3 separate regions of the Homo sapiens genome follow, and all the other regions are linked to region 1. The links are chromatin contacts, found by Hi-C in ENCODE. All regions are on one chromosome and are shown on one strand. Each heading gives the region's core, a stretch centred on a gene start or an enhancer-like site at or near the end of the contact. The rest is flanking DNA. Distances are from core to core; before and after follow the strand shown.

Region 1 (3,595 bases), core at 1,096-3,595:
TCCTTCTCTTCCTTGCAGCCGTGGATGAAACTCTGTTGCTTTATTACTCCAAGATCTCTCTAGTTCTGCTAACTACTTATGTGCCCTTCTATTTAATGTTGGCAGTTCCTTGAGGAACACACAAGTGTTTTTTTTTTTCTTTACATTTCATTCAGGGAATTACTAAACAATCATTTCCACACAGAGATGTTGTGGATTACGCCAAAAAAAAAAAAAAAATCAAGGATGGCTGTCTCTGTCTTGAAATGCTTAATAATTTTATCTGTAAACTTGTGGTTTGTAAGTGAGGTCCATTAAGACAATGGAGCATGAGCCAGGGAAACGGGCCTCTACGTGTGGCCACTGATGTTCCATACAGCATTCATAATGCACCATGCACACTGAATTCCCTGTGGACCCCTGATGTTGCGAGGCCAGCAAGACTCAAAGTGAGCACAAGGTACTCGTGCTGTATCTACAACTGAGGGAGCTGGGTGCTGACACCCCAAAAGGCCGCACTTTTCCCCTTAAGAGAGTAAACTTGTTTCGAAGGCAGAAAGAAGGCAATGGTGTCTTAAGAAGCATGAAGAAACCATATTGTATGAGTCATGGTTCTCTAGAGGGACAGAACTAATAGGATATATATATTTATATATATATATATAGAGAGAGAGAGAGGAGTTTATTAAGTATTAACTCACATGATCACAAGTCCCACAATGGGCAGTCTTCAAGCTGAGGAACAAGGAGAGCCAGTCCAAGTCCCAAACTGAAGAACTTGGAGTCTGATGTTCGAGGGCAGGAAGCATCCAGCGTGGGAGAAAGATGTAGGCTGGCAGGCTAGGCCAGTCTCTCTTTTCGCATTTTTCTGTCTGCTTTACATTTCTAGCTGCACTGGCATCTGATTAGATGGTGTCCATCTAGATTAACAGTGGGTCGAACTTTCCCAGCCCACTGACTCAAATGTTAATCTCCTTTGGCAACACCCTCACAGACACACCCAGGATCAATACTTTGCATCCTTCAATCCAATCAAGTTGACAGTCAGTATTAACCATCACTCATATCATATATTTTCTTATTCATGCACTTCTTTATATTAGACACCTGATCATGCCAAAAGGCCAGTCCATAGTTCTTTTGCTTTTCAGTCCTTCCTTACGCATCGGTGAGTCCCAGGTCGAGAGTAGAGGTAGAATTCGTGCACGTAAAGTGCGATGAAAACGGGCAAGTTCACTTTGTGCAGCATCTGTTTTTACCAGCGTGGTTCTGGTAAAAACAAAATCTATATGCATGTATAAGCTATGAAGTACAAATTGCATAATTTCTGTGATTCCACATATGAGATCAGTGCACTTATATTAGTATTTAAAACTGGCATTGCACAACGTAAAGATGGATGGTGAACTTCATGCTAACAATTTAAATCTAAATTTTTCTTGGAATGATATTAAATAACACATAAAAACACTATGAAAAGAGAGAAACTGAGAGGAAAGAGAAAGTTTTATATTTTATGACCTCAGAGGCACTTTCTTTCTGTTTTTTGAACAAGGAAGCTCCGCACTTTTCTCTGAGCTCCACAAATTATGCAGCCAGCCTTGCAGCAGGCAACACATCAAAGCCTCTTTCCTGGGGGTCTAGTGAGGGATGTAAAACACAAATATGTTAATAATATACAATATAATGTCACTAACAGTAAGTGCTGTGCTAAACAAAAGCCAGGATGGCTACAGCAAGCCGGAGGGGAGCTGAGAATTAGATGTAAATTCTGAGGGATGGGAAGGGCCCTAGATTTTAGGGCGTTGTGCAGAAGAGTAACCAGATCTGCTCTACGTTTCAGGAAAGGAAAAAAAAATTCCCTCTGGCTGCGGTTCCGAGAATAGCCTGGAAGGAGGCAGGGGTCCCGGCTGGAGAAGCGTGGCTCCGGGGTGGGGCGTGCAGGGCTAGCCCGGGCGGGGGACGCTGCCCAACAAGCAGGTTTGCGGAGACTCACACCTTAGATTCTGAGTTTTTAAGCTTGTTTCCTCAGAGCAGGGAACTCACGAACGTTTCGTGAGCACCTACGGTATGCAGGGTACGGTGCGGAGCCCTAGCGTCACTGACGACCGGGACAGCCGAGCAGCTGCAGGATCCGTCGTGTTCCCCAGCAATTTTAATATTTAAAAATTCGTTACTGTTGCTGTTACTTGTTTTCTATGTATTGGATGTCTTCGTGAAGAACCCTCAAAAGTGCAACGAACTCCTCCCTGCCAGAGGGCGGCCGCGCGCTCTGAGTACAGCTTCCCGCGGAGCCGGCCAGGTCCTCCAGGGCACCGAGAAAGCCGGCCAGAACGGCGGCGCCCTATCCCGGCCGCAGCGATGTCTGACGGCGCCCCGGAACTGACGGTCTGGTACGCAGGGGCGCTCGGCGGCAACGGCGGCTTTAAACGTCATCGCGGGCGCGACGCCTGAGGGACAGTCTGGGGTTTGGCTGTCCGGACGGTGCAGCGGCGAGGCCGGCCGCGAAGATGCCAGTGGCGGTGATGGCGGAAAGCGCCTTTAGTTTCAAAAAGTTGCTGGATCAGTGCGAGAACCAGGAGCTCGAGGTAACCCTTTGCGTCGCGCTGGGAGAAACTGCGGAGTAGTCTTAGGCCCTGGGGCGGCACCAGTTTCCAGGGTAACGGGGTCTGAGGCTAGCGGGCTTTGGGAGCTCACGGGGCGGGCGTGGGAGGTGGACGTGTGGATCCCTGACCGCCGCAACCTGCTCCGACCGGGCCCGGTCTCCCCGAACTCGCCGGGACCTTTTTGTTATGTGTCTTCAGCTTGTGAGCCCGAAAACCCTGTGCGTCTTTGCTCCAGCACCTACCGATGAGCTCATATTAATTAGGCATCTTTCCTTCCCAGTATCGGGTTGGGAGAGGGTAGTAAAGTGGGTTTTATTAAAGATCTTGGTATACACACACACACTAACACACACACCGCAACTCACACGCACACCAAGAAAAATGTGACCATTGTAACCTTTTTTTAACTCACAAAGCCTTTCTCGTAATGTTGTCAAGTTAGCTTGCCATTTTGTCTTCAGTAAGACAGATGAAAGTTATGCAGCTGTTAAAGTTAATGTTTTTCTTAGACACTTAAAAAGGGTTTATATCATTAGTTTTAAAATTAAATAAAGGAGACAACATCCAGAAGCAGCAGCTCACTAATAGATAATAGATACTTTCCAGTTGAGTTAAAATGGAAAGAATTGTCTTTGCAACGCAGCTGTGGTGATTTTCTGTCTCTTATTCAGGACGCTTGATGTAATGGGCAGAATCAGAATGCTTCAGGAATCTGTCGAATTTGTTTCTTATAATAGTAAGATCATTTAAATGGGAATTTGAGAACTGGGGAAGGGGATCCACTTACATATTCTTGAATGTATAAAGAAACTGAAGCCCAAAGGGAGATAAATCAAAGCTGATGACGAATATAAACTTAATACTCAGAATTTTCGTGTTTGATACTTCTCTAAGCTGTTTCTAAATCTATAATAGGACTATAAGATTACTTATAGTCTTAGACTAAAAAGGCTTACTTTTAAAATTAGCATTTATAAAATATTATTTTAAAAATGAAAGTTAAAGGGTAA
Region 2 (3,355 bases), core at 401-2,900, 3.1 Mb after region 1:
TCACAAGGCCGCTTGCTCAGACCTGCCCTGATCCCCACATAGCTGCATGCCCTTGTTCCCTTTCAGACACTCTCAGAAAAGCCAGGACACTCAGTCTCCTCCCCTGGCTTCTCAGCCACCCTCCCTGTCCCCATCAGCACAGTAAGCCACGCGCATTCTACCACTTGAAGCTTGTCCCTACCTCCATCTGCCTCATTCACACCCTCTTCAACTCTCCTGTTCTCCCTGCTCTCATTTTTCTACCCTCTCACCCGTAAATGCTGCCACCCTACAGAGCAAGTCGGAGCCTCTCACTCCCCACTGTAAAGCCCTCCGGTGGCTCCACATCGCCTAGGACTGTGAAGCCTAGGACTGTAAAACAGGACTGAGAAGCCTGGGTTTAATGGAAGTGCTTCGGGAGCGGGGTGCACAGAGCCACCCTCTTTAGCATGGTTCCAGATGGTTTCACGATCTGGGTAGGGAGAGAGTCCCTACCCACTGTCTCCCCTCTCTCTGGCACTGCACGCTCAACCATGTTAAACGACACAACATTCCCTTCCCTTGGTGAGCCAGTCGGCATCCCCCAACCCAGGGCTCTGCTCCTGCCGGGCCTTCATCCCCCACTACCTGGCAAACACCAATGTGTCCCCCAGCATTTGGCCACAGAGTCGACTCCTCAGCTGTACCTTTGCTGAGCCCCCTCAAAGCCCTGAGGGTCCATCCGTCGGTGCGCCTTCGGCTTTCTATGACACCTGGTATTTGCAATCAGCCGCTCTGCCATGCTATTACCTCCACAAGCACAAGGGCTGCCTCTGACCACCTCTGCAGCCCCTAAGCTTTGAGAAAGAGCACATAAGGCCCTGACATGTAGGAGCTGGCCTGCCACTCTGAGCTAGGCTGTGGTGCTCTCCTGCTGACCATAAACCATCTCAGAACGCTCACATCAGACAAGGTCACTCTGTGAACACAATAGAGACCAACAAAACCCCAAGACGACTGTATAATCCTGTATAATTAAAAAGAAGAACGAGGCCACTACGCAAAGCACATAAATGCCAGATGTCTCCTTTTCCGCTCCGACAGGAATGACGGCTGCTCCAGTCTTCCCTCATTCTAGTTAAGATTAAGAGGCCCAATCGGAGAATTATCCTCGCTTCCAAGGCACAGTAAAGCCCACTTTCTTCCCCCAAATCCCCTAACACGAGCTCAAATCCCACACGAGGTTATGGAGACGCACCGCGGGCCCCCATGGGGTGCTGCAGCCATCGAAGAGCAGCAAACGCAACTCCTCTGACCACGGGTGTGTTCCCGGGGGCCGTGGGGGCACCCAGCAGGCACTCAACCCTCAGGCTGCGCCTCCTGGTCCCCCGGGCTAGGGCACACGCTTCCCGCCGCGGTCGGTCGCCGCCTTTCACCAGGTGCTCGGAGAAACCGGGATTTGCTCTCCGCGGGGCAGGGAGCCTGGGAGCCGCGCCCATCGCCCACCCGCCCGGCCTCCCCTCCCCGGGACCCGCGCACCAGGACGCCGCCCTTCCGCTCCCCCTTCCCCGCTCCCCACGCTCGGAGACTCCCGCCGGGCCCGTGCCACCTCGTCCAGGTCCACGTAGGGCCCGGCGCCCTCGGGGAACATCTCGTCCACCGCCGGCTTCATCTCGGGGCCGCGGCGCTCTAGGCTCACTTCCGGCCTCAGAGCCGCTTCCGGCGCGCGCCACATGGCAGATCTAGACGCCGGAGGACCGCGCCTCTGTGGTGCCCGCCCGCTGGGGTGCTCCCGGCCGCCGGCGCGTCCGCGGCCACCGGCGTTTGTCTTTGCGCTGGCGAGGGCGGGCGTCTGCAACGCCTCTGATGGGCGGCCGGGCGGCCACGGGGAGAAAAGGCTGCCAGCAATGGGAGCAGTGCCTGCAGAGCACGCCTCCGACCAGAGGCCGGATCCAGAATAAAGAAGGAGCCTCAGACTCTGCCGCAAAGACGGCCGGGTTCACAGGAGCCCAGGGCTTGACCTTCAGACGTTTGTCTGAAGAAGACACACTCGCGGCCAGTGAGCAGATGAAGAGGTGAAAGCAAACCAGGGCCCCACGGCCGCTGCACCCCTGGGACGCCCAGAGTCAAAAAAACAGCAAAACACGGGTGGAAGGGTGCGCGGCACACGGGGCCCCTCGCACCGCGGCGGGGAGTGAGACGCGGCAGCCGGGGCGGGAGACGGGGGGGGGCAGGTCCCAGAAAATCAAACACGGACACCCACGTGGCCCAGCACTCCCCTTCCGGGCACAAGCCCAGAGGACCAAAAGCCGAGGCTCCAAGGGGCGTCTTTACCCCACGTTCACAGCAGCGTTATTTATAATAAATGAAAAAGGGAAGCGTCCCCCGCTGTCCCTGCCCATCGATGGATACGTGCATAAGCAAATGTGGGCCATGCACACTGTGGAACATTACTCAGCCTTTAAAAGGAAGGGAATGCCGACACCTGCTGCCACGCGCAGGAACATTGAGGACGCTCTGCCGAGGGAAACGGGCCAGTCCTAAGACAAACACCGCATGATTCCACTCAGCCGAGGCCCCTAGAGGAGTCAAAGTCATAGAGACAGAAAGTAGAAGGGGGTTATCAGGGTCTGGGGAAGGGGAAATGGGGAGTTCGTGTTTAGTGGGGACAGATTTTCAGCCTTGACAGATGAAAAGGATCTGTAGAGGCTGCTGGTGATGGCTGCACAGTTCGTGAATGTGCTTAACGTCACTGAAATGTGGTTAAGATGGAAACAATTTGTGAAGTTTTACCGTAATGAAAAAAACAACAAAAAAGAATGTGACAGAAATGCGAGGGAAAGGAGAAGGAAAGGGGTAAGAGGAGGGAGAAGGTTGGAGGAAGAGAGGGAGAGAGGAAGAACAGGGGAGGGAAGGAGAGAGAGCAACAGGTCCTGGAACTAGACTTTGCCAAAGATTCCTTGCTCAGCCAGACTTCGGTGGCCTCCTAACCTCCTCCCAGGCCCATCTGTGCACTGCATTGTCAGGTTCAGTTTTCGCAGAGAGCCCTGCTAAGTTGGTTTAGCCAGAGCCCCCCACCCTGGATATTGGATCGGGTTCCTGGTCCCCCAGCATCCCCAGGATGTCTGATGGCCCAGACCTGTCTTCAGCGAAAGCCCTGCGGGGTCGGCCGAGCCAGCATCCCGTCCCGCACTGTGTTCCTCCCAGTCATTTGCCACCCGCGACCCCACCTGCTCCTCAGCCGCAAACCCCCACTGCCTGTGCTGTTCGGAGCTGAGCCTGGTCTCCCTCCCCCACTGCAAGATCCCGTTGCAGTGGTCCCCACACCCGTCTCCAGGGTTCGGAACAACTTCTGAAAATTTCCAATAATGTTTTCCTTTAACAGGCCTTAGAGGAG
Region 3 (3,519 bases), core at 44-2,543, 4.5 Mb before region 1:
TCTCCTCTCTAGCTATGAAAGTTCTAGATGGCATCTTCTTCCAATAGAAGGCTGTTTCATCTACATTGAAAATCTGTTGTTTAGTGTAGCCACCTTCGTCAATGATCTTAGCTAAAGCTTCTGGATAACTTGCTGCAGCTTCTACATCAGCACTTGCTGCTTCACCTTGTGCTTTTATGTTATGGAAATGGCTTCTTTCCTTAAACCTCATGAACCAACCTCTGCTAGCTTCAAACTTTTCTTCTGCAGCTTCCACACCTCTCTCAGCTTTCATAGAGTTGAAGAGAGTTAGGGCTTTGTTCTGGATTAGGCTTTGGCTTAAGGGAATGTTGCGGCTGGTCTGATCTTCTATCCAGACCACTAAAACCTTCTCCATATCAGCAATAAGGCTGTTTCGCTTTCTTATCATTCGTGTGTTCATTGGAGTAGCACTTTTAACTTCCTTCAAGAACTTTTCCTTTGCATTTACAACTTGGCTAACTGTTTGCCGCAGGAGGCCTAGCCTTCGGCCTATCTCGGCTTTTGACATACCTTCCTCACTCAGTTTAATCATTTCTAGTTTTTGATTTAAAGTGAGAGATGTGCGACTCTTCCTTTCACTTGAGCACTTAGAGGCCATTGCAGAGTCATTAATTCGCCTAATCTCAATATTGTTGTGTCTCAGGGAATAGGGAGGCCCAAGAAGAGGGAGAGAGATGGGGAACGGTCTGTGGGTGGAGCGGTCAGAACACACACAACATTAAGTTCCACGTCTTATAAAAGACGCTGTATGTGGCACCCCAAAACAATGACAATAGCAACATCAAAGATCACTGATCATAGATCACCATAACAGACACAGAAATCATGAAAAAGTTTTAAATATTTTGAGAATTACCAAAATGTAACACAGAGACACCAAGTGAGCACATGCTGTTGGAAAAATGGCGCTGATACAATTGCTGGACTCAGGGCTGCCACAAACCCTCCATTTGTTTTCAGAATGCCCTATCTGCGAAGCGTAATAAAACGAGGTATGCCATAGTACAGTGGCGCCGCGACCGACAAAGGAAAGCCTCCGGGAGGTCAAAAGAGATACCAGAGAGTGCGTCCCGCACTGGAGGAAGAGGAAGGTTTTTACCAAGCAGCGAGTCCAGAGCCCGCGCCGTCAACGACGCGGTGCTGCCTTTTTTCCGAGCCGCTGCGGGAGGGGGCCAGGACACGCTCCCTTAGGAGAGCGGGCGGGTCACAAGGACCTGGACAGAGGCAGAACTGAGGCCAGCAGCCAGCTCCGCCGCTGAGTCCAGCCCTCTGCGCAGCCGCCCTGAGCTGGCGTCCCGAGATAGCCGCTTCCAAACCGGGCCTGCGCGCCGACGTTCCGCTGCGCCCCGCGCAAAACCGGAAGTACCCGGGCCCAAGGCTGAGGGACCCGGTGGAGCGGAAGTCACTCCCTGAGGCAGTGGCGACAGCGGCGGCGAGAGGATGAACAACAAGTTCGACGCGTGAGTGGCTCGTGGCCGCCCCCGGGGCCCCTTCCCCGAACAGTTCCCCCGCGCCCGCCCCCGCTGGGGCTGGGGCGGCGCAAACCCTGCGGCACCGGCTTCCCTGCTGGGATCCGGCTGCGGCCGGACCTGGCCTGGACTGGCGGGGAGGAGGGGGCTGGGGAGCAATGGATACCGGAGTCCCGGAGACCCCAGGGCCGTCCGAACCGAGGGCGAAGAGCTGGGCCCGGGGGAGGGGTGGCTGTGCCGCCCGGTAGGGGGAGATTTTCGGACGCCCCGCCCTGGTGGATGCGGATTGCCTGCGACGTGGAGGGGTGGGGACCTCGGCGGTTTGGGTGTTTCCGCAGTCTGGCAGCGCTGCCTCTGAATCCAGCTTTCCCCACACACTCCCTCTCCCCTCTGAGCCTCAGTTTTCTCATCTGCAGAGTGGGGACGGTAACACCCTTTGTCGTAGAGTTTGGAGGATGCAATGAGGTAATGTGGTTGCTGCCCTCGACGCGGTGGAAGGCTGGCTTAGGAATTATCTTCCTGAGACTCTTCCTACTTTCTTTCTCCTCCCCTTCCCGTTCCCGTCTTCCAACACACTCGCCAAGACCTAAGTATACTTGTTGCCCTCTCCTGCCCGCTCCGGTTTCTAGTTTCAGCATCAAACAGTTTGGAGGTACAGAGAGAAAATGCAGAAGTATCTTTACTTATCCCCCTCCAAGGATTGTATCTTGAGGTAGAATATGTTCCTTCCTCTCTTCTAGTAGTCTAGTAAATCGACTGTCTCTTCATCCGAAAACCTGGATTTCTAGTCCCAGATTCACCACTTACCATCTGTTTGACTGTAGAAAAGTTACCCAGCCTCTAAGCCATTGTTGCTCAAACCACATTAGTGGCTAGGACCCTGCTGCCACGCCGGGGTGTGATAAGGGTCAGATCACACTCAGCGATGCTTAAAGATGCTTGTGAACATTGCTAACTATTGCGATATAAACGTAAAGTGGAATTACTATTAGTTTAGGTTGTGACCTGGTGCTTTTGATGGGAAATTGGGGTGTTTCCAATACAGAGAGTACTGTGCAAATTCAGGGAATACTGGATTTCCAACACTCCAGGCAGGTAGGTCCTCAGGAATGTTTTCTGGTTGCTGAGAGGTCTCTGCTACTTGAGAAAGTCTTTGCCCGACCTCTTCTCTATCCTGCTGTTTAACTGAGCCTGTCCCTCTACGAACCTCTCCCCCGCTGCCGCCCCATTTCATCTCTATTGTAAACCCTGCAACAACTAGCTCCAGATCCAAATCCTGCCTCAGTGGAGCTTTCTGGAACCCTTATACCCCTTCCTCCACTGATTTGAACAAATCAAATGTCATCCTAAGAAGACATCTTATGGGTCATCTAGCTCAAGCCTACCCAAATCATTTGGGAGTCTGCAGTAAGAATGGTAATAATGGACTTCCACAGGGATCTTGCTAGGTATTTTTCATATATATATATATTTTTTGAGACAGGGTCTCGCTGTGTCACCCTGGCTGGAGTGCAGTGGTGTCATCACAGCTCACTGCCCACTCAACCTCCCGGGCACCAGCAATCCTCCCATCTCAGCCTCCAGAGTAGCCGGACTACAGGCATGTGCCACCCTACCTTGCTAATTTTTTTGTATTTTTTGTAGAGACGGGGTTTCGCCATGTTGCCCAGGCCGATCTCGAACTCGGGCTCAAGAGATCCACCCACCTTGCCTCCTAAAGTGCTGGGATTACAGGCATGAGCCACCACCCCCAGCCTCATATGTTATTTCTACTCTAACAATTCTGTGAAGGGGATCTTGTTGTCTCCTTTTACAGATGAGGAAAGTGAGACTCTGAGGTTAACTAATTCCCGACACAAAGGAAGGGCTATCCCAGGTTTGTTGTGTAACCTTGGTTCAAGCACCTCTTGAGAAAAATTAAACTTGCCCTCTTTTTTTTTCTTACCTCTTCTACGATTGAAGAACCTGGGTCATTTTAATTACTTTGAATTATTAACTATTGTATTGAGCCAGAATCTTTTAACATCTG

The links. A loop is a pair of places that touch in the nucleus more often than their neighbours do. Pooled maps may share reads with other maps.
Region 2: a loop to region 1 is called in a map of CD8-positive, alpha-beta T cell, with 18 times the contacts of the local background. The contact joins the promoter of COPS9 here to the promoter of COPS8-DT in region 1. A Hi-C loop is called at or near these places in 3 of 168 maps with a recorded cell type or tissue (CD4-positive, alpha-beta T cell and CD8-positive, alpha-beta T cell), 1 of 37 single-sample maps with no recorded cell type and 5 of 50 pooled maps.
Region 3: a loop to region 1 is called in a map of naive thymus-derived CD4-positive, alpha-beta T cell, with 10 times the contacts of the local background. The contact joins the promoter of TIGD1 here to the promoter of COPS8-DT in region 1. A Hi-C loop is called at or near these places in 2 of 168 maps with a recorded cell type or tissue (CD4-positive, alpha-beta T cell and naive thymus-derived CD4-positive, alpha-beta T cell) and 5 of 50 pooled maps.

The regions. Positions count from the first base shown.
Region 1 is chr2:237,083,476-237,087,070 of GRCh38, forward strand. It overlaps COPS8-DT (COPS8 divergent transcript), which reads right to left and starts at 2,346. Exons shown (of 3, transcript NR_187934.1): 1 at 681-2,346. COPS8 (COP9 signalosome subunit 8) reads left to right here and starts at 2,414. Exons shown (of 8, transcript NM_006710.5): 1 at 2,414-2,567. The coding sequence starts at 2,490. RefSeq lists enhancers at 1,460-2,354, 1,995-2,544, 2,355-3,249.
Region 2 is chr2:240,134,655-240,138,009 of GRCh38, forward strand. COPS9 (COP9 signalosome subunit 9) reads right to left here and starts at 1,651. Exons shown (of 3, transcript NM_001163424.2): 1 at 1,568-1,651. The coding sequence starts at 1,630. RefSeq lists a silencer at 1,463-1,512 and enhancers at 1,953-2,052, 2,063-2,172.
Region 3 is chr2:232,549,264-232,552,782 of GRCh38, forward strand. It overlaps TIGD1 (tigger transposable element derived 1), which reads right to left and starts at 1,294. Exons shown (of 1, transcript NM_145702.4): 1 at 1-1,294. The coding sequence starts at 619. EIF4E2 (eukaryotic translation initiation factor 4E family member 2) reads left to right here and starts at 1,426. Exons shown (of 7, transcript NM_004846.4): 1 at 1,426-1,481. The coding sequence starts at 1,462. MIR5001 (microRNA 5001) reads right to left here and starts at 1,310; the gene lies at 1,211-1,310. RefSeq lists a silencer at 1,437-1,806.